2 separate regions of the Homo sapiens genome follow, and region 2 is linked to region 1. Evidence: chromatin loops called from intact Hi-C (ENCODE). Cell type or tissue: HepG2. All regions are shown on one strand. Links, peaks and the distances in the headings refer to the core of each region. The heading gives the core; the rest is flanking DNA. Region 1 holds the start of CPS1-IT1 (CPS1 intronic transcript 1). Region 2 has its middle 27 kb from the start of LANCL1.

The links. A loop is a pair of places that touch in the nucleus more often than their neighbours do. Peaks named below come from ENCODE experiments on the same cell type or tissue, not always from the same donor. Only the 100,000 strongest peaks of a DNase experiment are listed, where the experiment ranks them.
Region 2: a loop joins it to region 1, with 5 times the contacts of the local background. A loop is called at or near these places in 4 of 110 quality-filtered maps.

Annotation. Positions count from the first base shown.
Region 1 is chr2:210,610,543-210,622,770 of GRCh38, reverse strand. CPS1 (carbamoyl-phosphate synthase 1) reads right to left here. Exons shown (of 38, transcript NM_001875.5): 20 at 10,478-10,654; 21 at 6,230-6,348. It overlaps CPS1-IT1 (CPS1 intronic transcript 1), which reads right to left and starts at 5,200. Exons shown (of 1, transcript NR_002763.2): 1 at 2,895-5,200. In HepG2, for the core only: a CTCF peak has its summit at 4,838 (motif pointing left); a DNase peak (open chromatin) is centred at 4,830.
Region 2 is chr2:210,497,722-210,509,949 of GRCh38, reverse strand. It overlaps a transcript of CPS1 not described here. Among named protein-coding and RNA genes, the nearest start is that of LANCL1, 27 kb to the right of the region's middle. In HepG2, for the core only: a CTCF peak has its summit at 6,754 (motif pointing left); a DNase peak (open chromatin) is centred at 6,759.

The sequences.
Region 1 (12,228 bases), core at 1,824-9,823:
TTTTAAGTATCATGATTGTCTTTCAATATAAAATTGCCAATCCAAATTGGTATTATAAATAATAATGCTTGGGGGTGTAAAGTCCTGAAATAGTTCTTTCTCACAAGTTCTATTATAGTTGAATTCCTTACATACTTATAGCAAGGGGAGTCCAACTGAAGGATATTTGTACCTGTGCTTGTTTATTAATAATATAGTAGAAACCTTCATTATATATGCTGATTCTACCATGATAGGACTATCACCCCTTTATTGGCTACTGTTTCTAAACTGAAGCTGTCTATTTTAGGTAGTCTTACTTCTTATTTCCTCTAGATGTTATCTACACCTCTAAACAAATCTGTTTCTATACCCCAAGCAAACCTGTTTCTGTGTGTGTATATATATGCTTATGTTTACATATATTTAATATATTTACATGCACACTTACATACCATATACTTGATATGTAAGTATATAAGCATACACATATATGTATTATTTTTAAGCAGTCATCTATGGTATACACAAATATAAATATATTATATTTGATATTTAAGTATGTAGGTATATACTTACATGTAAGTATTCTTTCTAAGCTTCATCCACAATATTGCTCACATAAATAGCAACATTGTACATAAAAACAATGTTTACTTTTTACTAAAGTAAAAAGTATATAAGAATATAATTATATATCAAATATAAGGGGTTAAATAGCAAGTATCCTGGGTTCTGGAGTCCTGCTTAGACTTGATCCCAATTCTGTTATTTATTAGTATGTGATGTAGAGGAAACTGCTGAATCTCTCAGTGCCTCAGTTTACTATCAATAAAATTAGGACAATCACTGATTTCTTAATGTTGTGTTAGGAATTAAACAAAATAATGTGCTTAGAACAGTGCTTAATATGTAGTCCAAAAATTTTTGTGATTATTATCTTACCCTTGGAAGGCATTCAGAATTATTAAACTGAATCAAAATTCAAGTTTCAGTATTAAGAGTTATAAATTCATTATTTGGTTACAATAAGGAATAGGCTATATCAGAAGAACCTAGTTGGTGAAGACATTTGACATCTTTATTTGATTTATGGTACCTGCATTTCCTCTCTCCAGGCAGGAGATCTTTACATGACCAAAATTGAATCTATGCACTAATGGAAAAAAGAACTATAGGTGAGATTTTTATAATTTCTTACAGATCGGAGTAAGGATATTTTTCTTTTGGTATTTATTAAAATACTACATGGGAAGAGCACAATATGTGAAAGCGTCGGCATTGGGAGAGTGAGTATGGGAAAAATAGACTAAAATATCAATAGCTTAGCAGTGAAAGCTAATGGACAGAGATTATGCACATGTTGTGGTTCCACTAAAAATTTATATAGACTTCATTTTCCTCAAACTCCTTGCAGGGTGATCTGACAATGTGAAGTTAAAAGACCTTTGGTGACCATTAAACATCTAAATTCCAAAGCATACACATAACAAGTATTCGAATCCTACATGACACAACTTATATCGTACTGAGTAAAAAGAAACTTCTCAAATCCTAAAGAAATCCACTGTAAATATGTTATCACCCTAGGTCAGTTAATGCTACTACACCAGCCTATAAATTTGGGGAACTGCCTAGAACAGTCAGCTTCCCTACCATGCCCTTGGGTAGCAATAAGCAGTTTAAGTGGAAAAGGAGAAAGTCAGTGAGCGTAAACAGGAAAGAGATCTTTTTTTGGCTGAAGCTGTCTAAATAATGGTTATTACCTAAGCTGGTAAGAATAGATATTGCTTCAGAAGTCTTGTGAGGGTTGCCATTGCTACTATATTCAGGTATTAGAGACAGCATACTGAGTTCTGAGGGGGCAAGCACTCAAAGCTAGGATGCTGAGTTGATTATTCTGATACCTGTTGATATAGTTTTTATGTTTGTCCCTGCCCAAATCTCAGATTGATATTTAATCCCCAGTGTTGGAGATGGGGACTGGTGGGAGGTGACTGGATAATGGGAGCAGATTTCTCATGAATGATGTAGCACCAACCCCCTGGTGCTCTCCTGGCAATAGTGAGTGAATTCTTGCATAATCTGGTTGTCTGAAAGTATGTGGCACCTCCCCCACCGACTCCCTCTCTCTGGCTGGCTCCTGCTTTTTCCATAGGACACGGCTGCTTTCCTTTTGCCTTCCGCCATGATTGTAAGATTTCTGAGGCCTCCCTAGAAGCCAAGCAGATGCTAGCACCACACTTCCTGTGAAGTTTACAGAACTGTGAGCCAATTAAACCTCTTCATAAACTACCCAGTCTCAGATATTTCTTCATAGCAATGCAAGAATGGCCTAATACACCTATCCCTCTTGTCTCATCACCCTGCAGAAAGATGAGACTTCATACGTAATCATGAACATGAAACATGTTTATCTCTCCCCTTCAAAGAGAAGGGTTTCTGATTATAATTTCTACTATCTCACAGGCATGGAAAACTCATCAGTTATTTCCATAATATCTACCTAGTTACAATCATTGTTTTGTTTTCCCCATCTCAGTCTGTGAATATTTATATATACTAAATATGTGAGTATATCTTTTTTAATAATTTCCATTGTATTTTATCTTAAAATATATTGTTTGAAGCTATTGCATAAATAAGCACATTTATTGTTTACATTTCAAACATAAACTATGTTCTTGTTTTTATATTTCTTTTTTTATATTATACTTTAAGTTCTGGGATACATGTACAGAACATGCAGGCTTGTTACATAGGTATACACGTGCCATGGTGATTTGTTGCACCCATCAACCCGTCATCTACATTAGGTATTTTTCCTAATGCTATCCCTCCCTTAGCCCCCCACCCCCCAACAGGCCCCGGTGTGTGATGTTCCCCTCCCTGTGTCCATGCGTGGGTATAGTCTATTTGGGACTCAAATTCTGAACTTCATTTCAGATGACTATATGTAAACACAAGTCAGAGACTGACCATCAATTTAATGATATGCTCATCCTCTGCTATTAAATGTGTTTATCGGACTTTAGAACTCGAGATTGATTAACAACTGTAGAGTAGGAATTTTTATTCATTAGCATAAGGGAAAGCTATTTATCTTTTAATAAGAATAGCATTTGCATCGTAGCTATCAATTGCTTCCTTTAAAAAATAGGTCTGATATTAAAATAAGTGATGCATCATAAAGGAAATTAAGAAATGATACATTGCAAAATATAAAAGCAAATAAAAATTGTGAGTCTGAAAATGAATCTTTAAATATTTAACTATCATATCTACATATCTAAAATCATAATATATAATACATATCTAAAATCATAAAGTAACCTTTATTACAACAAGTAGCATTTTTATTTTCAGGGGAAAAGAGGAAAAATTTTCTTGGGCCCTCACAATATGTCAGATGTCATTTATACTTATATAAATTAAGCTTCACAAAAAAACTAGAAGCAGAGATTAAGAGAAAGAACATGAATCTGGAGAAATGAAAGAGGTGATGTACGTCTGATTCTACAGTGGGGAGGACTGCGCACCAATCTCTGGCTCCATAGTCTGCTCCTTCCAATGCACAAGGGTGGAACCAGAAAACCCACGTCTAGCATTCTATATTTTTTCTCTTAATTTACTTCTCTTTTCCCAAGTGAGAGCCCCACTGCCTGTCTTCTCAAGGATCTCTATGAAAAGTACAAAGGGAGTGCGGTACATTGGCAGCAGAGATAGATGTTGAGGCAGGAGAATTTTGGAGTTCTCTGAACGCACACCAAATAAATCGCTAGCTCCTAGGCCTACAGCTAAAGACAGCCATTCTAACACAGAAGCAGTTGAGATCTTCAAAGTAAACCATAAATAAATACAAATGAAAAAGAACAACTAATCTTCTCAGCCTCTCTCCAAACTCGCAATATGTAAGTCAGCTATAGGTCATTAATAGGGAGCTCTTGTTACTGTTGGAGCAGTACGTACCTTGATGACTAAGCCTCCCTGGATATTGAGGGGCCGAGAAAAAGCAGAGGACTCAGACCCAGACTAATGGTGAGTATAATTAAAATAGGGCAAGGAAACTCAAGGCCTTACATACTTAACATTCATTCCATCAGCTGTCGTATTCTTTCAACTTCAGACCCCTATGTGCCACAAAATGATGGAGACAGGTAGCTTTAGTGGCCATCTATTCTTGTTATTTATCTAATACCGCTAAATAACAATCATTATCAAATTGCTATGCGTGCATCAATGACACTTCAAAAAGAAAGGAATTAAACCATAAAGTGACACTCAGATAATGAGTTCAGGGTTTAGGTTTGCTAACGCCGTGGATCATCTGTGAGTTCCACTTCAGGTTTACTTTAGCTTTTGCTATATAATAGACACTTCAACCTCCCTGGATCAAAAACAAATTTATACAGTAGAGATGATTTTAAGTGTAAGTTTTTGAAATTTTTGAAATGATATAAAGCTTTACATAAAGAGTTTTAAATGTAGATCATTATGAACAATAGAAAATATCCCTATTTACAAATATATTTATGCCAGAAAATGGAGATTGAAAATGTCAAATTGTCGGCAAATAAATGCAACAGAATGTGGAAGTCAGAAAAATATTATAAATGATCTGTAACAGTGTGTTGTTTTAATCCTCCAAGGACCTTTTTCACTATCAATATACCCTTATTTATGCTTAGTTAGAATCTCAACCTGCCTTCTGGTTGTAACGAAAACTATTCAATTAAAACATTGAATTTGTCCAAAAATCAGAACGTATGTCAAGTGGAAATTTAAATCACAATAACATCTGCTATTTTCCACCCCAGGTCTTTTCCACTGCTGTGACTGGCATACTATAAGTTTCTAGCACCCCCATGTGGCTTAATTGGAGTGGTTTCATAGGCATTTGAAATCAGTTGCCTGAAACTGAGAACAGTAGAACAGACTATAATTTTACACAGAAGTTCTGCTGGCATCATAAACCAAGAAAGGGAAACTTAAGTCAGCAAAATTATAAGATAAATGTATAGGTTCAATTCCTAAATTATTTGCTGTCTACTGTTCATTTTATGTGATCACTAGAAAGGATGATTTACAAGCAACTATAGCTGGTTTCATCTTTGTCAGATAGAATTCCTCAGTTTTCAAAACCAAGCATTTGACATGGGCAATAATTAAATAGATGAAAAAGAACCTAATTTTTCTCAAAAAGAAAAGCAAGTGTTTTATTACCTAGTTTGTACACATATTGATCAGGCAAATACAGTAACCCAAGTATATGTTGCAATTGCTAAATAGTTGAGCAATCCAGGTTTTGAGATTTTCCACTGTCCTCAAAGATATTTTAAGTGATTAAAGTATCTACATTTTGTCAAATCATTTGAGAACAATTTTTATACAAACAAAATTTTTCCTTCTCTAAACACATCCCTAGTTTGCAGGTAAGACGTCTTTCCAATAGTAGTGTATTTCAGAGTGCTTTCAGAGGGAAGAAGTTCAAGAGGACTATATTGTCTTTCTTAATCTGCTAATAAATGCTCCTCTTATTGAAGATAGATGTTTAAAACTGATCCATGCTTTCATCAGCCTAAGGTGCCCCAGCAGTTTCCCATGAAAAATTTAAAAGTAGATTTTAAGGACTACATTATCAAAATATTCTCAACATAAAATGAAGTTTAAAAATAATTGGCCATGATGGAGATAAAAATGTAAATTAGTCAGAGGTGAAGAGTCTGTTAAGAGAAACCTGAATGTGGCTTAATTGTATGCTGAACTGAATGTCCCAATTTAAAAACAGTAGAGCGCAAAAGGAATGCATTTTCTCCTCAATATACAGCAATGTATAGATTGATATTAAAAGGGGAAAACAGACTTCAGAATGTAGAGGAAAATTTATAGAAAACAAATATTCATTTAATTGATTAATAAAATTTAAATCTAGATAATACTTCATAATTAAATAATACACGTTCATCAATGTATACCAATTTTGTGCATTCAAAAGACCTTATTACTATGTCTGATGACAAGGGTGGGAATAGAAGATGATTAAAAAGATTAATGGATACATTTCTAAAGGTAAACATCTAAAAAAAAAAAAACCTGCCATTTGTCTTCTGGCTACGGGTACTATTTTCCAACAATGGCACTATCTACCTCATTGAATCACAATGTAGACCAAATGCTTAAGAGTAGGAAGAAGACTCTTTAAAAATTGCACTGAAGGTGTCTGGCATGAATGAGAGCAGCACTGCCTTACCTGTTGAGGCCTTTCAGTGTCTTTTCCATGTTTAAAATATCACGCATCTTATACAAAAACCACTTGTCAATGTATGTGAGCTTCTCAATCTCATCAAGGGACATGTTGTCATCAATGGCCTGCCAAGAGGAGAAGAGATACTTTCTTTGGCAAACATTTTTCTAAATGTCTTATTTGGTTTAAAATACATAGCAGTCATGCCTCTGTGTGTTATTTAGAGAGCCCGAGACTGTAGACTGAGTTACAAAACATGAAACTGACATCACTGACATTCCTTCCAATAAACATAAAGATGGTGCCAACTATATCCACAAATGGCATACAGAGTAGGTGCTTGCCTTGAGTGGTGTGTTCTCAGAAAAATCTCCTAACAGGTTTTGACTCGCTCCTCTTTATTTGATTGTGTTACCCATTATACCCTAAATTTGGTACATCTCTTTGGAATTAAAGAAAGTCTCTTGAAACTACAGTTAAGCCAAATTGGTAAGAAAATCTAGAATTAATATAATGATCTCTTAACTTGTAGTGTTGATAGTTATCTTGTAGGAGATAGCATATTTTTATCACCTCACTCCACATTCACACAAACATACAATAGTCAGTGAGAATTTATGGGTCGGATCTGGCTTGGCTTTATTCCTCCAGAATATTTCCTCACAGAGGACTTCAAATAAAAAATTGTTTTGAATCAGTCACTATGATTTTTGTGCTAAGGCAGGCATTTTTTAAAATCCTAATATATTCCAAAACAATGTAGTAATAACTTCTGTTCTGATAGGCAGCTCAGCCTCTTCCTCAAGCTTACTTTATCAATTTCTCAAAAGTAAAACTACAACTATGGGTCATTAAGCTGAGTAGAAAATTTAACTGAAAAAAGAGATAAACTCTCAAAACCAAAATCTTTATACAAAAAGATGTCTACTCTTATTCTTGTATGTGTGTATGTGTACGTGTATATACCCTGTGAAAAATCTGAAAATATTCCAGAACAACATATTTTAGAATAACACACTGCGTTTTTAAGACCCATTAAGAAATATATGCAACTAGTAACTCTGCTGGTATATTTCAGCCCAGGGAGCTTACTTTTCTTAAAGCTTTTACATAATGATAGTATCAGAGAGACCATGATTATAATTGTTGAGATATGGCATGGCTCATAATTTTGTTGACTAGAGTAAGATGACATTTAACAGAAATACTCAAAGCCATGTTCATTTCCTAGTCAATGTATGTTTCTTTTGTTTAATTCTCCCTGTAATTACAGTCAGGTTCCCAAAGACTTAATATTCTGTCTTACTTTCTAAGTGATTAAAGGCACAATTAGCTGTCGGCCATCTACACTGTGAGGTGGAGAGAACCTTAAGTTACTGAAACTTTTAAGAGATCAAAGGAGGTTTTCACACAAGCACATACAGTGAGGGAGGGCCTAGAATCCTGTAGTCATTTCACTGGAAGGAAGGAAAGGACTACAGTCAAATCCATGATTTCTTTCTTTTATATATATATATATACTTTAAGTTCTGGGATACATGTGCAGGACGTGCAGGTTTGTTACATAGGTATACACGGGCCATGATGGTTTGCTGCACCCATCAACCTGTCATCTACATTAGGTATTTCTCCTAGTGCTATGCATCCCCTACCTCCCCACCCCCCGACAGGCCCCGGTGTGAAATGTTCCCCTCCCTGTGCTCATATGTTCTCATTGTTCCACTCCCACTTATGAGTGAGAACATGTGGTACTTGGTTTTCTGTTCCTGTGTTAGTTTGCTGAGAATGATGGTTTCCAGCTTCATCCATGTCCCTGCAAAGGACATGAATTCATCCTTTTTTATGGCTGCATAGTATTCCATGGTGTATATGTGCCACATTTAAAAGCTCATCATCACTGGTCATTAGAGAAATGCAAATCAAAACCACAATGAGATACCATCTCATGCTAGTTAGAATGGCTGTCATTAAAAATTCAGGAAACAACAGATCCTGGAGAGGATGCTGAGAAATAGGAATACTTTTACACAGCTGGTGGGAGTGTAAATTAGTTCAACCACTGTGAAAGACAGTGTGGCATTTCCTCAAGGATCTAGATCCAGAAATACCATTTGACCCAGCAATCCCATTACTGGGTATATACCCAAAGGATTATAAATCATTCTACTATAGAGACACATGCACACGTATGTTTATTGCAGCACTATTCGTAATACCAAAGACTTGGAACCAACCCAAACGCCCATCAATGATAGACTGGATAAAAAAAAAAATCCATGATTTCTCAACAGCAAGCAAGATCCTGCCAGTCTTAAGACCTCATCTCCAAGCACTGCAGCTTTGCTATGTAACATCACTGTAATGAAGTCTATAATGACCCCCAAACAAGTTTGAGGTTACTTTAATGTTCCAAAAATCAAAAATAATGCCCCGCATTCTCCCCAAATCAAAAGAGGTGATGATCCAGTCATCCTGAAATAAGACTGCTGTAAAAATCAGACCTCAGAGCAAGTTGCTCTTTCTAAGACTCATGAAAGCAAGCAAAGATTTACACACTCCCTTCATTCTTTTTCCCCTTCAGCCCTCCACCGTCCTTACACTCTCTGTCAAAATCACCAAGTTCCCGGCTGCTGTTGAAATGAACAGTAATGATGACCTCTAACAAACAGAAATCAGTTCCTTCTCCCAGCACTCGAGCAGGCAATAATTTACACGCAGCCCCTGCACTTCTTGCTCATACATAGGGTACCCTGTGAAAGAAAGAACCTCCACACATTTTTCCCAGATTCTCATCTTTTATAAGTCTGTTAGAAAAGAATGAGAGATTTGCTTGAGTTTTACAGCTTAGCTGGGAACTTGGAAATGCTTGCCTTTTTCATCTCCTTCAAAGTGGCAGAAACATGATTGCTAGACTTAAGGAAAAAATCTATTTACTGTCCTTTGCCTGAGAAAAAAATTTTATATATATATATACACACACACACACACATATGAATGTCATGAGCTGCTTCTTAAATAAAAGACTGAAATAGGGATAATAAATGATGAAGGTGAAATGGCTTTCTAAAATAACTTCTTATCACTGCTATCCCACCCGCCACCGCCAGAGAAAAATTCTAATTACCTTGAAACTCAACATGGGAAAATGTCCATCAAGAGATAATAGCAACTCCCAGAATTTCAGTAGGGCTTAAATATTTTCCATTTAGAAACCATAAGAGCGAGGAGAATATACATTGGATGCAATTAAGGAAATATCCCTTCCTCTCCTTCAGGTCTCTTAAGGACTCAAAATATGGACATAAAAGTTGCGATGAGTTCAAAATCACTAACAACATTTTTCTGTTTCTACACAGGCAAATTACAAAGACGGGAATCCTTTTAAAGAGAAAGTTCATGTTTTCACCGACTCATCCCACATGCACACACATACACACACACAAACATAAAATGGTCAGTAGAGCTTTGTAGAACCAGTGCGGTTTGATACTGTTGGAGGATTAACGCTTGTGCTTCCTTAAATGTCAAAAAGCCTTTCAGGGATTTCTGACCAGACAGATTCCAGCTGCCCAAGTCACCTTTTATAAAATCAGATGAGCTGAAACTTCAAAACTCTAAGCACAGTAAATATAAAAGTAGATTAACATGGCATTTAATTTGCATGAGAAGCAAGTAGTGGAGGGAAGTGAGAAATGTAGGGCCTTTTTTCCTGAAAGTAAGACCAATAAAATAATTACATGGAAAACCCTATAATCATGTGGGCCTTTATAGTCTGTTGCTGTTTTTTAAACACAGAAAGAGAAGCAAATAAATTAAGATTATTCTAGACTCAAGTGGCACATACTAAGGGACATTATTGTATGCACCTTCCTTTCTACAATACAATTTTACACATTCAAGGAACATGTAATAAAGTTAATAGTAAAGGACAAGTCAATATAGTCAAATCTACTTGAGTATTAGTACTAAGTATACTTAAAAAGGGGGACATTTTATCTATTTAATCATCCTTTAAAACTGCAATTTGCCCTTAAATCCAGGCTTAAAGTCAAATAAAAATGATAATTTATCATTAATTGTAAAAGACTCTAATGAAATCTATAGATGTTTCCAGTTTAATACTATAAAAGAATTAAAAATTTTCCAAAAATCCCTGATTTAAAACCACTTTGTGATTCAGTTTTATTTTAATGTCCAGACTGACTACATTCTGGAAAAGCAACTAGTAGCTGTGGGCCCCTTGTAACATCTTACCTTGGCAATGGCATAGATACGCGTGCTGCTTGGTTCAGACAACTCTTTTCTAAGATCTAAATTAGATGGCCATTCTTTGTTCATTGGGAGACGGGGAGTGAAACCTTCTATAGATGGGTGGCACATCCGTAAAGCTTTCTGGAAACTCTCCTCAAAGGTACGACCAATAGCCATGACCTGTAATACATGTTTAAGACCTCATATTGAAAGAAAGAGCTTATGTATCTTTAATTTGTAACTGAACTGGACGTAAAATATATTTTATAAAACAAATAAGAACAAAAAATATATCATAAAGCCTCTCAAATTAAAAAAAAAAAAAGGTGTTCCTTTTTTTCTTCCTCTCTCACTTTCTCCATGGTTTTGGTATAATGCATCTTCATTAGGTCAGTCTTTTACCACTCAGGGAGTTCAGCTGTATTTGCTGAGATTGATGAGGAAATCACCTGTACCTGCTCTGGACCATAGTATTAAAATAAGAAATTCAAGGTTGAAGCATAGAGACCTTTTCTTAGTAAGATCTTGCTTTATGCGCATGTTCTTTAGAATGGAAGGCAAATAAAAAGAAACCAGAAATATATTAACACTGAAACAGAAACTATTTGTAAATGAGTATCAGTCAGTATTCAAGACAGGTTGGCTTTCCTTACAGCTAAGCATTAATATTAATAGAACCTTGAGAGTCATAACAAATACTGATGATTATGATTTTGAACGTAGGAGGAGACTAAACTTTCTGTGACAAATTCAATGTGTCTTTCCACAATCTTTACAGCTCATCATACACTAATCAATTAGAAAAATTATGTGGTGATTTAGTTTGGACAAGTTGCATGTCAGAACTAAACTTAAATTGATCTTGCAACCTACCCAGTTATTTTCGCTGGATAAACATTGTTTGAATCTTTTCATAGAATAATAGATTGCTATGCATTTTTGGTCTCCAATTTAAAATAATAGCAGTCATAATGCTATTTTCAGTAAACTTTTGTGATTCCTCAAATAGACTCAAATTACCACTAATGTCAGTTTAGGAAATCTTCATGTCAATTATGTGACAAGATACATATTCAATGATCACTAAAGCCAAACAGATAACCTTTTCACACTGTTCCAAATTTAATTAGAAATAAGGGAAAATTTACAAGAGCAGGAATAAACAACCTGTTAATGCAATTCAGATATGCAATTTGCAAGTCATAGTGGTATCTTGAAGAGTTAGACAATATGTTTATAGATTGTCTAGCCTGGGCATGGAAAAGACTGCCAGAAATCAGACATTTTATTGTTCTGTAAAATTAAGGAAATATTTTGGGTATATTTAAGAAAATTTGAAGTATTACATATTTAAAATTTATCTGAAATTAGTTCTATAAGTAACTCTCCATATATTTTTATTATTCTTAAGCACAATCTATATAATGGTACATGGGATCCATTCAATTAAAAAAAAAACGTGTATAACAAAGGAATATGTATCTATAAATGTTTGCTCAAAAATTGTGCTTTTCAATACTCTCTCTATATATTTTTGCTTTTTGAAACAGGTTCTCACTCTGTTACCCAGGCTGGAGTGTAGCGGCACTATAGGGCTCACTACAGACTGGACCCCCTGGGCTCAAGTCGTCCTCCCACCACATTTGCCCTATACTATTAAAATGCACCTTCCTTGAGTGACTATTTCACATTTTCCAGTGGAATGACTATAATGGGCTTCCTCAACCCTATTCTACTATATTCTCATAGCATCT
Region 2 (12,228 bases), core at 2,752-10,751, 110 kb after region 1:
CAGTATGGCCATTTTCACGATATTGATTGTTCCTACCCATGAGCATGGAATGTTCTTCCATTTGTTTGTATCCTCTTTTATTTTCATTGAGCAGTGGTTTGTAGTTCTCCTTAAAGAGGTCCTTCACATCCCTTGTAAGTTGGATCCTAGGTATTTTATTCTCTGAAGCAATTGTGAATGGGAGTTCACTCATGATTTGGCTCTCTGTTTGTCTGCTAATGGTATAAGAATGCTTGTGATTTTTGCACATTGATTTTGTATCCTGAGACTTTGCTGAAGTTGCCTATCAGCTTAAGGAGATTTTGGGCTGAGACGATGGGTTTTCTAGATATACTATCACATCATCTGCAAACAGGAACAATTTGATTTCCTCTTTTCCTAACTGAATACCCTTTATTTCCTTCTCCTGCCTGATTGCCCTGGCCAGAACTTCCAACACTATGTTGAATAGGAGTGGTGAGAGAGGGCATCCCTATCATGTGCCAGTTTTCAAAGGGAATGCTTCCAGTTTTTGCCCATTCAGTATGATATTGGCTGTGGGTTTGTCATAGATAGCTCTTATTATTTTGAGATATGTCCCATCAATACCTAATTTATTGAGAGTTTTTAGCATGAAGTGCTGTTGAATTTTGTCAAAGGCCTTTTCTGCATCTATTGAGATAATCATGTGGTTTTTGTCATTGGTTCTGTTTATATACTGGATTATGTTTAATGATTTGCATATGTTGAACCAGCCTTGCATCCCAGGGATGAAGCCCACTTGATCATGGTGGATAAGCTTTTTGATGTGCTGCTGGATTCGGTTTGCCAGTATTATATTGAGGATTTTTGCATTGATGTTCATCAGGGATCTTGGTCTAAAATTCTCTTTTTTTGTTGTGTCTCTGCCAGGCTTTGGTATCAGGATGATGCTGGCCTCATAAAATGAGTTAGGGAGGATTCCCTCTTTTTCTATTGATTGGAATAGTTTCAGAAGGAATGGTACCAGCTCCTCCTTGTACCTCTGGTAGAATTCAGCTGTGAATCTGTCTGGTCCCGGACTTTTTTTGGTTGGTAAGCTATTAATTATTGCCTCAATTTCAGAGCCTGTTATCGGTCTATTCAGAGATTCAACTTCTTCCTGGTTTAGTCTTGGGAGGGTGTATGTGTCAAGGAATTTATCCATTTCTTCTAGATTTTCTAGTTTATTTGCGTAGAGGTGTTTATACTATTCTCTGATGGTAGTTTGTATTTCTGTAGGATCAGTGGTGATATCCCCTTTATCATTTTTTAATTGCATCTATTTGATTCTTCTCTGTTTTCTTCTTTATTAGTCTTGCTAGTGGTCTATCAATTTTGTTGATCTTTTCACAAAACCAGCTCCTGGATTCATTGATTTTTTGAAGGGTTTTTTGTGTCTCTATTTCCTTCAGTTCTGCTCTGATCTTAGTTATTTCTTGCCTTCTGCTAGCTTTTAAATGTGTTTGCTCTTGCTTCTCTAGTTCTTTTAATTGTGATGTTAGGGTGTCAATTTTAGATCTTTCCTGCTTTCTCTTGTGGGCATTTAGTGCTATAAATTTCCCTCTACACACTGCTTTGAATGTGTCCCAGAGATTCTGGTATGTTGTGTCTTTGTTCTCATTGGTTTCAAAGAACATCTTTATTTCTGCCTTCATTTCATTATGTACCCAGTAGTCACTCAGGAGCAGGTTGTTCAGTTTCCGTGTAGTTGAGTGGTTTTGAGTGAGTTTCTTAATCCTGAGTTCTAGTTTGATTGCACTGTGGTCTGAGAGACAGTTTGTTATAATTTCTGTTCTTTTACATTTGCTGAGGAGTGCTTTACTTCCAACTATGTGGTCAATTTTGGAATAGGTGTGGTGTGGTGCTGAAAAGAATGTCTATTCTGTTGATTTGGGGTGGAGAGTTCTGTAGATGTCTATTAGGTCTGCTTGGTGCAGAACTGAATTCAATTTCTGGATATCCTTGTTAACTTTCTGTCTCGTTGATCTGTCTAATGTTGACAGTGGGGTGTTAAAGTCTCCCATTATTATTGTGTGGGAGTCTAAGTCTCTTTGTAGGTCTCTAAGGACTTGCTTTATGAATCTGGGTGCTCCTGTATTGGGTGCATATATATTTAGGATAGTTAGCTCTTCTTGTTGCATTGATCCCTTTACCATCATGTAATGGCCTTCTTTGTCACTTTTGATCTTTGTTGGTTTAAAGTCTGTTTTATCAGAGACTAGGATTGCAACCCCTGCCTTTTTTTGTTTTCCATTTGCTTGGTAGATCTTCCTCCATCCCTTTATTTTGAGCCTATGTGTGTCTCTGCATGTGAGATGGGTTTCCTGAATACAGCACACTGATGGGTCTTGACTCTTTATCCAATTTGCCAGTCTGTGTCTTTTAATTGGAGCATTTAGCCCATTTACATTTAAGGTTAATATTGTTATGTGTGAATTTGATCCTGTCATTATGATGTTAGCTGGTTATTTTGCTCGTTAGTTGATGCACTTTCTTCCTAGCCTCGCTGGTCTTTACAATTTGGCATGTTTTTGCAGTGGGTGGTACCAGTTGTTCCTTTCCATGTTTAGTGCTTCCTTCAGGAGCTCTTTTAGGGCAGGCCTGGTGGTGAGAAAATCTCTCAGCATTTGCTTATCTATAAAGTATTTTATTTCTCCTTCACTTATGAAGCTTAGTTTCACTGGATAAGAAATTCTGGGTTGAAAATTCTTTTCTTTAAGAATGTTGAATATTGGCCCCCACTCTCTTCTGCCTTCTAGAGTTTCTGCCGAGAGATCCATTGTTAGTCTGATAGGCTTCCCTTTATGGGTAACCCGACCTTTCTCTCTGGCTGCCCTTAACATTTTTTCCTGCATTTCAACTTTGGTGAATCTGACAATTCTGTGTCTTGGAGTTGCTCTTCTTGAGGAGTATCTTTGTGGCGTTCTCTGTATTTCCTGAATCTGAATGTTGGCCTGCCTTGCTAGATTAGGGAAGTTCTCCTGGATAATATCCTGCAGAGTGTTTTCCAACTTGGTCCCATTCTCCCTGTCACTTTCAGGTACACCAATCAGACATAGATTTGGTCTTTTCACAAAGTCCCATATTTCTTGGAGGCTTTGTTCATTTCTTTTTATTCTTTTTTCTCTAAACTTCTCTTCTCACTTCATTTCATTCGTTTGATCTTCCATCACTGATACCCTTTCTTCCAGTTGATCGAATTGGCTACTGAGGCTTGTGCATTCGTCACGTAGTTCTCGTGCCTTGGTTTTCAGCTCCATCAGGTCCTTTAAGGACTTCTTTGCATTGGTTATTCTAGTTAGCCATTTGTCTAATCTTTTTTCAAGGTTTTTAACTTCTTTGCCATGGGTTCGAACTTCCTCCTTTAGCTTGGAGTAGTTTGATTGTCTGAAGCCTTCTCTCAGCTCGTCAGAGTCATTCTCCATGTTTCATTGCTGGTGAGGAGCTGCGTTCCTTTGGAGTAGAGTAGAAGAGGCGCTCTGATTTTAGAATTTTCAGTTTTTCTGCTCTGTTTTTTCCCCATCTTTGTGGTTTTATCTACCTTTGGTCTTTGATGATGGTGACATACAGATGGGGTTTTGGTGTGGATGTCTTTTCTGCTTGTTAGTTTTCCTTCTAACAGTCAGGACCCTCAGCTGCAGGTCTGTTGGAGTTTGCTGGAGGTCCACTCCTGACCCTGTTTGCCTGGGTATCAGAAGCGGAGGCTGCAGAACAGCGGATATTGGCGAACAGCAAATGTTGCTGCCCGATCGTTCCTCTGGAAGTTTTGTCTCAGAGGAGTACCCGGCCATGTGAGGTGTCAGTCTGCCCCTACTGTGGAGTGCCTCCCAGTTAGGCTATTCGGGGGTCAGCACCCACTTGAGGAGGCAGTCTGTCCATTCCAGATCTCCAGCTGCATGCTGGGAGAACCACTACTCTCTTCAAAACTGTCAGACAGGGACATTTAAGTCTGCAGAGGTTTCTGCTGCCTTTTGTTTGGCTATGCCTGCCCCCAGAGGTGGAGTCTACAGAGGCAGCCATGCCTCCTTGAGCTGCGGTGGGCTCCACCCAGTTCGAGCTTCCCTGTGCTTTTTTTACATACTCAAGCCTCAGCAATGGCAGGTGCCCCTCCCCCAGCCTCGCTGCCACCTTGCAGTTTGATCTCAGACTGCTGTATTAGCAATGAGCAAGTCTCCGTGGGCATAGGACCCTTCGTGCCAGGTGTGGGATACAATCTCCTGGTGTGCCGTTTGCTAAGACGGTTGGAAAAGCAAAGTGTTAGGGTGGGAGTGACCCAATTTTCCAGGTGCCCTCTGTCACCCCTTTCCCTGGCTAAGAAAGGGAATTCCCTGACCCCTTGTGCTTCCCGGGTGAGGCGATGCTCGCCCTGCTTCGGCTCATGCTCAGTGCACTGCACCCACTGTCCTGCACCCACTGTCTGATACTCCCCAGTGAGATGAACCCAGTACCTCAGTTGGAAATGCAGAAATCATTCGTCTTCTGTGTCGCTCACGCCGGGAGCAGTAGACTGGAGCTGTTCCTATTTGGCCCGATTCTGCTGTTTCCAACTGAGTCTTCTAGCTCTTAGATTCTTCTATTGAGATTATCACTGTTTTCTAGCAAGGACTGTGCTTCTTTTCTTTCTTCATGATATTAGGTTGGTGCTAAAGTAATTGCAGTTTTGGCCACTACTTTCAATGGCAAAAACTGCAATTACTTTTGCACCAACCTATATGTTGATTGAAAATATTTCAGAGCCCTAATTATAGGATGAATTTCTTCCTTCTAGGTGCTTTCTTTGCAATATGATTGTACTCCCTTGGAAATAGCTCATTTCAGAAAGCTGTCTGCTTTCTTCATGCCCAATACAGCATGAATTACACTAAAAACACACTCTTAGGCAGAGTGTGTGGTGGCCTCCTTCTTCCAGACTTCTGTTGACCTAAAGAGGTTAATGTATGACCAACGAGAAAAAGCTCCCAAATGCCTTATATATCAGCCCCTATTCCTATTTACTTTTAAGTAGTGTAGAAGTGAGTCAGAAAAAAAAAGTAGGTCGTCCTCCCAATTGTTCACTTTCCAAATTTATTTAGGATTGTGCAGACACACTAAATGATCCCAGTCACAACTGAGAAGGAAGTTTCCCGCCTTTTAATTTTTCTGCCAGTAAGAAGTGGGTATGCCACAATGTACTTAGGTCCTCCAGCATGGGGTAGAACTGGGTTTGGAGCATCTGTTGAATCTTATACCAAAAGAAATATAGCTACATTAACAGGAAATACACCCTTTTCTAACAACTATCCAATTGGAGAATCTATCCTTTACTTGCTTGTTACTCCAATACACAACCCTTTGGAATCTAGATACAGAGTTAAGGTGTACTGTGTCAGATTGCCTGGAATCAGAGCTTGGCTCAGCAACTTATCAGCTGCATGACATTGAGCAACTTACTTAACCCTACTTTTACTCAATTTCTTCATCTGTAAAATGGGGATAATAATAGGACCTAGCTCATGACACTGATGTGAGGATTAATGACACAACATATGACAAGTGATTAAAACAATATCCAGAATATAGTTTGCACTCAACGTTAGCTATTAATGTAAAATTTAAAAAAGACTTTTTTCTTGCATTTGTGGTGGTTTATTTTGCATTGTTTGTGGGGTTTTATTTGTTTGGTCGGTTGTTTTGTTTCTTAATGAAGATGGGAACCTGATGCTGCTAGATGGAAACTAGGGAAGAATAAACAATGGATCTTCACGGGTGGACACACACCATGCCTTGTTCCACTGTTTCAGGCAGTGACCCATCAGTATATGTCACTCAGGGAAAAAGAAAGCACAGTGGTATATCCTGGCACCAAAAGCGCAGCATCTCCCTGAACAACAAGCAGCTGGGCTGGGACAAAGCCAGGGAAGGAATGCAATCTCTTTGAAAAAAAAAATCACAACACATCTTCCTATTCTGACAGCCCAGGGGAAAGAGGCAGCTTTATGGAATAAAGCAGCAATGTGCTATGTGGTCTTCCAGTGAAAAGCATCAGAGAAGCACACCCTATTATTGTGCAAAAACCCCTACTTGTATGTACACTAAGAGCTTTGGCCGTCACCCGAATTGTGCTGTAAAGAGGAAAGGATTTTGACTGTTTTTCCCTGATACGGCATAAAATTCTTTCTTCCTGGATTTGGCGGGTGCTACCACAGCTGCTATGAACAAACAACATTGCAGAGGAAGTCTCCTGAATAAGAATTTTTCCATTGTAACCTGAATGTGTTCACCCTTCTAAGAATATTGTGTAGGTATCGTTTTTGGATTCCTAAAATTTTTATCTACGACAAAGGTGGCAAACTAAGATTTAATCCACCTGTAAATTCATCATAACCAGTTTACAAACAGTGGTTACAGACAGAAACCAAGAAAAGGGAAAAGATAAAGGTAAAAAGAGGCCACCAACAAAGAGTAAGAGAGAGAAAGACACAGAGAAGGGGAGAACACACACCTGCTGGAAATAATAAGAAAAATGTGAACTAATATTTATGCCGGGGGTTTTACTTTCTCCCTTCAGACGATAGAACGTTTATTTAATGAGTCTCTCTCTATCAACTTGTCAAGCAAAACAGCTCTACCTTCTGGGCCTCGAGCTTTGGGAAAGGAGCTAAAATGTCATTCCCCCACGAAGCTTCTTAAGCTGAGTGTCTCAAGTATATTGCACAGGGAAAATGAAAATCCCAAATAACCAGAATCTCCTCCGTCCCAAGAATTGCCTGCGCCATCTAGTGGCAGCATGTGACATAACCTTGAAGAGGTTACCAGTGGAATCTCTAGAGCTTCTCACTTTTTCTGTAGAGTTAGGAAGAGTTAAATTATCCACCTAGTCACAGGATGTCAGTGCTGGAGATACCTTAGCAAAGCCAATGATCTCAATTCTGCCTGCACAAGAGAACCATATACAGAACTTTTAAAAATTAGGTCAGTGCCTGGGTCTTCTGCCAAATAAAAGGAATCAGAATGTCTATGACAAGGGCCAAAGAAATTGGGATTTTTAAAAAGCTCTTCAGTCAATTAAGGTGAATCAAGCCTTGAGAAACACTGAGCTAATTCAACCCTTCCTTATTTTAAAATGTAAAGAGGAGGGACAAGTTACCCTTTTTGTTGCATTACTGGGAGAACAGAGATAGGAACTGAACCCCTCACTCAAATTTTGATATCTTATTAGAGCAATGTGAAAGTCACGAGACTATGAAGGGTCAGGGCAGGATGGAGGCAAGAAGCACCACTCAGACCCAGGAACTATGACTTCCCTTTAGAGTGGAGTTGTTTTGCTCTTTGCTTTTTTCTCTCTCCTGTCCTGAAATCCACTCCAAAATTGTTCAAACTAAATTAACATATGCAAGCAGCATTTATTTGAAAAGATGCTTTTTAACATTATATGTATATATGTGTGTATATATATATAAAAAATATATCTCTATATTTATATCTCTTTTATATATAAATATATATATCTATATGTATCTCATAGATATCTCTATATCTCTCTTTTATATATATATTATATATATATAAAATATACATATATATAAAAAAATATATATATATAGAGAGAGAGAGATTATTTTTTCCCAAGATGGTGGATTAGAAGCTTTCAGTGTGCCTCGACCACTTGGAAATAGCAAGATATTGCACAAAGATCAACTCTGTGAGCATTAATTCGAGAAGGAAAATTGGTAATATGGTTTGGCTTTGTGTCCCCACTCAAATCTCACCTTGAGTTGTGATAATCTCCACGTGTCAAGGGTGGGACCAGGTGGAAATAATTGAATCATGGGGGCAGTTTCCCCCATGCTGTTCTCATGATGGTGAGTGGGTTCTCACAAGATCTGATGGCTATATAAAGGGCTTTCCCCACTTCTCGGCACTCATTTTCTCTCCTGCCACCCTGTGAGGAGGTGCCTCCTGCCATAATTGCAAGTTTCTTGAGGGCTCTCCAGCCATGTGGAACTGTGAGTCAATTAAACCTTTTTCCCTTATAAATTACACAGTTTCAGGAATTTTTTCATCACAGCCTGAAAACAGACTAATACAGTAACTTGGTACTGGGTAATGGGAGGCTGCTGTAAAGATAGCTGAAAATGTGGAGATGACTTTAGAAGTGGGTAACAGGCAGAGGTTGGAACAGTTTGGAGGGCTCAGAAGAAGACAGGAAGATGTGAGAAAGTTTGGAACTTCCTAGAGACTTGTCTAATGGTTTTGACTAAAATGCTGACAGAGATATGGACAATGAAGTCCAGGCTGAGATGGTCTCAGATAGAGATGAGGAACTTGTTGGGAATTAGAATAAAGGTGAGTATTGCTATGCTTTAGCAAAGGGACTGGTGGTATTTTGCCCCTGCCCTAGAGATCTGTAGAACTTTGAACTTGAGAGAGATGATTTAGGGTATCTGGTGGAAGAAATTTCTAAGCAGCAAAGCATTCAAGAAGTGACTTGGGTGCTGTTAAAAGCATTCAGTTTTACGTATTCACAAAGATATGGTTTGGGATTGCAACTTATGTTTAAAAGGGAAGCAGAGCATAAAAGTTTGGAAAATTTGCAGCCTGATGATGCAATAGAAAAGAAAAACCCATTTCCTGAGGAGAAATTCAAGCCTATCACAGCAATTTGCTAAGTAACAAGGAGCAGAATGTTAATCACCAAGACAATGGGAAAATGTCCCCAGGGTATGTCAGTGACCTTCATGGCAGCCCCTCCCATTATAGGCCCAGAGGCCTGGGAGGAAAATATGGTTTCCTGGGACCAGGTCCAGGGCCCCCCGATGTGTGCAGCCTAGAGACTTGGTGCTCTGTTTCCCAGCCACTCTAGCCATGGCTAAAAATGCCCAAGGTACAGCTCTGGCCATGGCTTCAGAGGGCACAAGCCCCAAGCCTGGCAGTTTCCACATGGTGTTGAGCCTGTGGGTGCAGAGAAGTCAAGAATTGAAGTTTGGGGACCTCCACCTAGATTTCAGAGGATATATGGAAACACCTAGATGTCCAAGCAGAAATTTGCTGTAGGGTTAGAGCCCTCATGGAGAACCCTCTGCTAGGGCAGTGTGGAAGGGAAAGATGGGGTTGGAGCCCCCACACAAAGTCCCCACTGGGGCACTGCCTAGTGGAGCTGTGAGAAGAGGGCCACCATCCTCCAGACCCCAGAATGGTAGATCCATCACCAGCTTTCACAGTACGCCTGGAAAACTGCAAACACTCAGTGCCAGTCGTGAAAACAGCTGGGAGGAGCCTGCACCCTGCAAAGCCACAGGGGCAGAGCTGCCAAGGATGTGGGAGCCTTCCTCTTGCATCAGTGTGACCTGGATATGAGACATAAGAGTCAAAGGAGATCATTTTGGAGCTTTAAGTTTTAATGACTGCCCTATTGAATGTCGGACTTGCATGGGGACTGTAGACCCTTTGTTTTGGCCAATTTCTCCCATTTGGAATAGGTGTATTTACCCAAGGCCTGTACCTCCACTGTATCTAGGAAGGAACTAACTTGCTTTGGATTTTATAGCCCTATAGGCAGAAGAGACTTGCCTTATCTCAGATGAAACTTTGGACTTTGACTTTTGGGTTAATGCTGGAATGAATTAAGACTTTGGGGGACTGTTGGGAGGGCATGATTGTGTTTTGAAATTTGAGGACATGAGATTTGGGAGGAGCCAGTGGTGGGATGATATCACATGGCTGTGTCCCCACCCAAATCTCATCTTGAATTGTAATCTTGAAATGATAATCCCCAGGTGTCAAGGGCGGGATCAGGTGGAGATAATTGAATCATGGGGGCGGTTCCCCCATGCTGTTTTCATGATAGTGGATGAGTTCTCATGAGATCTGATGGTTTTATAAGGGGCTTCCCCCTTTGCTTGGCACTCATTCTCTCTCCTGCCACCCTGTGAAGATGTGCCTTCCACCATAATTGTAAGCTTCCTGAGGCCTCCCCTAAAAACCGTGGATAACTGTGAGTCAATTAAACCTTTTTTCCTTATAAATTATCCAGTCTTGGGAATTTCTTCATACAGTGTGAGAACAAACTAATACAACACGAATCCCCTGATATTGTGAAAGATACTCCAGCTCCCAAGGAGAAGAACGTGGGCAAACAGCCCTCATGATGGCATCTGGCTGACAATGTGTGAAGCCCCAGTACGTGAGAGGGGAGGAGAGCCTCCCTCTACTACTCACCTTTCCACTGGGGATCCCAGCAACCTAGGCTGAGGGAGAGCACTTTTTTCTCCCAAGTCCTGGAGCTAACTTGGAGAGAGGCTTGGAAGTGCTGAGAGGAAAAGACACAGGGAAAAGCTGCAGGCATTTTCTCAGACCCAGGACTGAAAGCAGGATGCCGTTTTTAACCCGAGTGCATACAAAGTCAGCCATTCTTTGGCAATCTGGCACCGTGGCTGCACAGGCATTTTTGTCTTGGGCCAGAGATTGGAGCGCTTGCTCTGGAGTGGTGTAGAGGTCTCTACAGCCAGAATTACAGAAAGTGCCTCATCAGTAGGCACTGGAATTGTGCTCTCCCCTGTCACAGGCCTGGAGCTGGAGGAAAGCTGCTCATCCAGTTTCTCCTGGATGAGGAGACTTGCAGCCAGGACCAGCTTGGAGACATAGAACAGGTTTATGTGTATCATTTCTGGGTGGCCCAACCTCCTTCTCTGGGATCACGGTGCAGTGGGTCCCTCTCCACTCCACTCCCAGGCAGAAATCCAGGTATTTGAAACACCTGGTGACATTGACTAGCAACCTAAGATACCCCACCCTGCCTGTGCAGAGATCATGGTACAGCAGGGCCCTCTCTGCTTCATGCCCAGGCAGATCTCCTAGCAGTTGCAGCTACCATTCACCCAGATCAGCATACCAAGCCACCCAACCATTCCTGTGTGGAGACTGTGGTGAAGCCCAGGCCCTCTCTGCTCCACCCTCTGGCAGATATCCAGGCATTTGGAGCATCCACTCACCTGAATCAACAGCCTGAGCCAGCCCACCCATCCTGTTCAGACACCATGGTGAAGCACAGCCCTCTTTACTCCATGCACAGGCATATCTCCAAGCAGTAAGAGTACCTGTTATCCTGGCTTGCCAGCCTGAGCTCTCCCGCCCTATCTGTGCAGAGATTGTGGTCCAGCAAGGCCCTCTACACTCCACACCCAGGCAGATCTCCAAGCATCTAGAGCACCCACTCTACTGGAATAAGAATTTAGGCTGCCTTCCATCCCCATGCAGAGAACTTGGGGCCAGAAAGGTTTCCCAGCTCCATGCCTAGATAGATCTCTGGTTTGAAGGCAAGAGAGGGAAATAAAAGGCATCCAAATAAGTAAAGAAGATGTCAAACTGTCTCTCTTCACTGATATGATTCTACGCCTAGAAAACCCTAAAGACCCACCAAAAGGCTCCTGGAACTGATAAATAACTTTGTAAAGATTCACAATACAAAATCAGTGTCAAAACTCACTAGCATTTCCATACACCAATAACACTCAAGCTGAGAACCAAATCAAGAATGCAATCCCATTTACAATAGCCACAGAAAAAAATAAAATAAAATACCTAGAAATATATTTAACCAAGGAGGTGAAAGATTTCTACAAGGAGAACTACTACAAAACACTGCTCAAAGAAATAATAGATGACACAAACCAGTGGAAAAATATTCTATGCTCAAACCCCATTAAAAAATGGGCAAAAGACATGGACAGACACTTCTAACAAGAAGACATACAACATATGTCATCTTCATACGTCAGCAAACATGAAAAAATGCTCCACATAACTAATCATCAGAGAAACACAAGTCAAAACCAAAATAAGATACAATCTCATACCAGTAAGAATGGCCGTTATTAAAAAGTCAAAAAACAACCGATGCTGGCGAGGCTGTGAAGAAAAGGGAATGCTTATACACTGTTGATGGGAATGTTAATTAGCTCAGCCACTGTGGAAAGCAGTTTAGAGATTTCTCAAAGAACTCAAAGCAGAACTACCATTCAGCCCAGCAACCCCATGACTGCATTACTGGAGATATATATATATATATATATATATATGTATGTATATATTGTTCTACCAAAAAGACACATGCATGCACATATTTATTGCAGCACTCTTCAGAATAGCAAAGACGTGGAATCAACCTAGGTGCCTTTAATGGTAGATTGGATACAGAAAATGTGCTACATATACACCATGGGATACTAAACAGCCACAAAAAAGAATGAA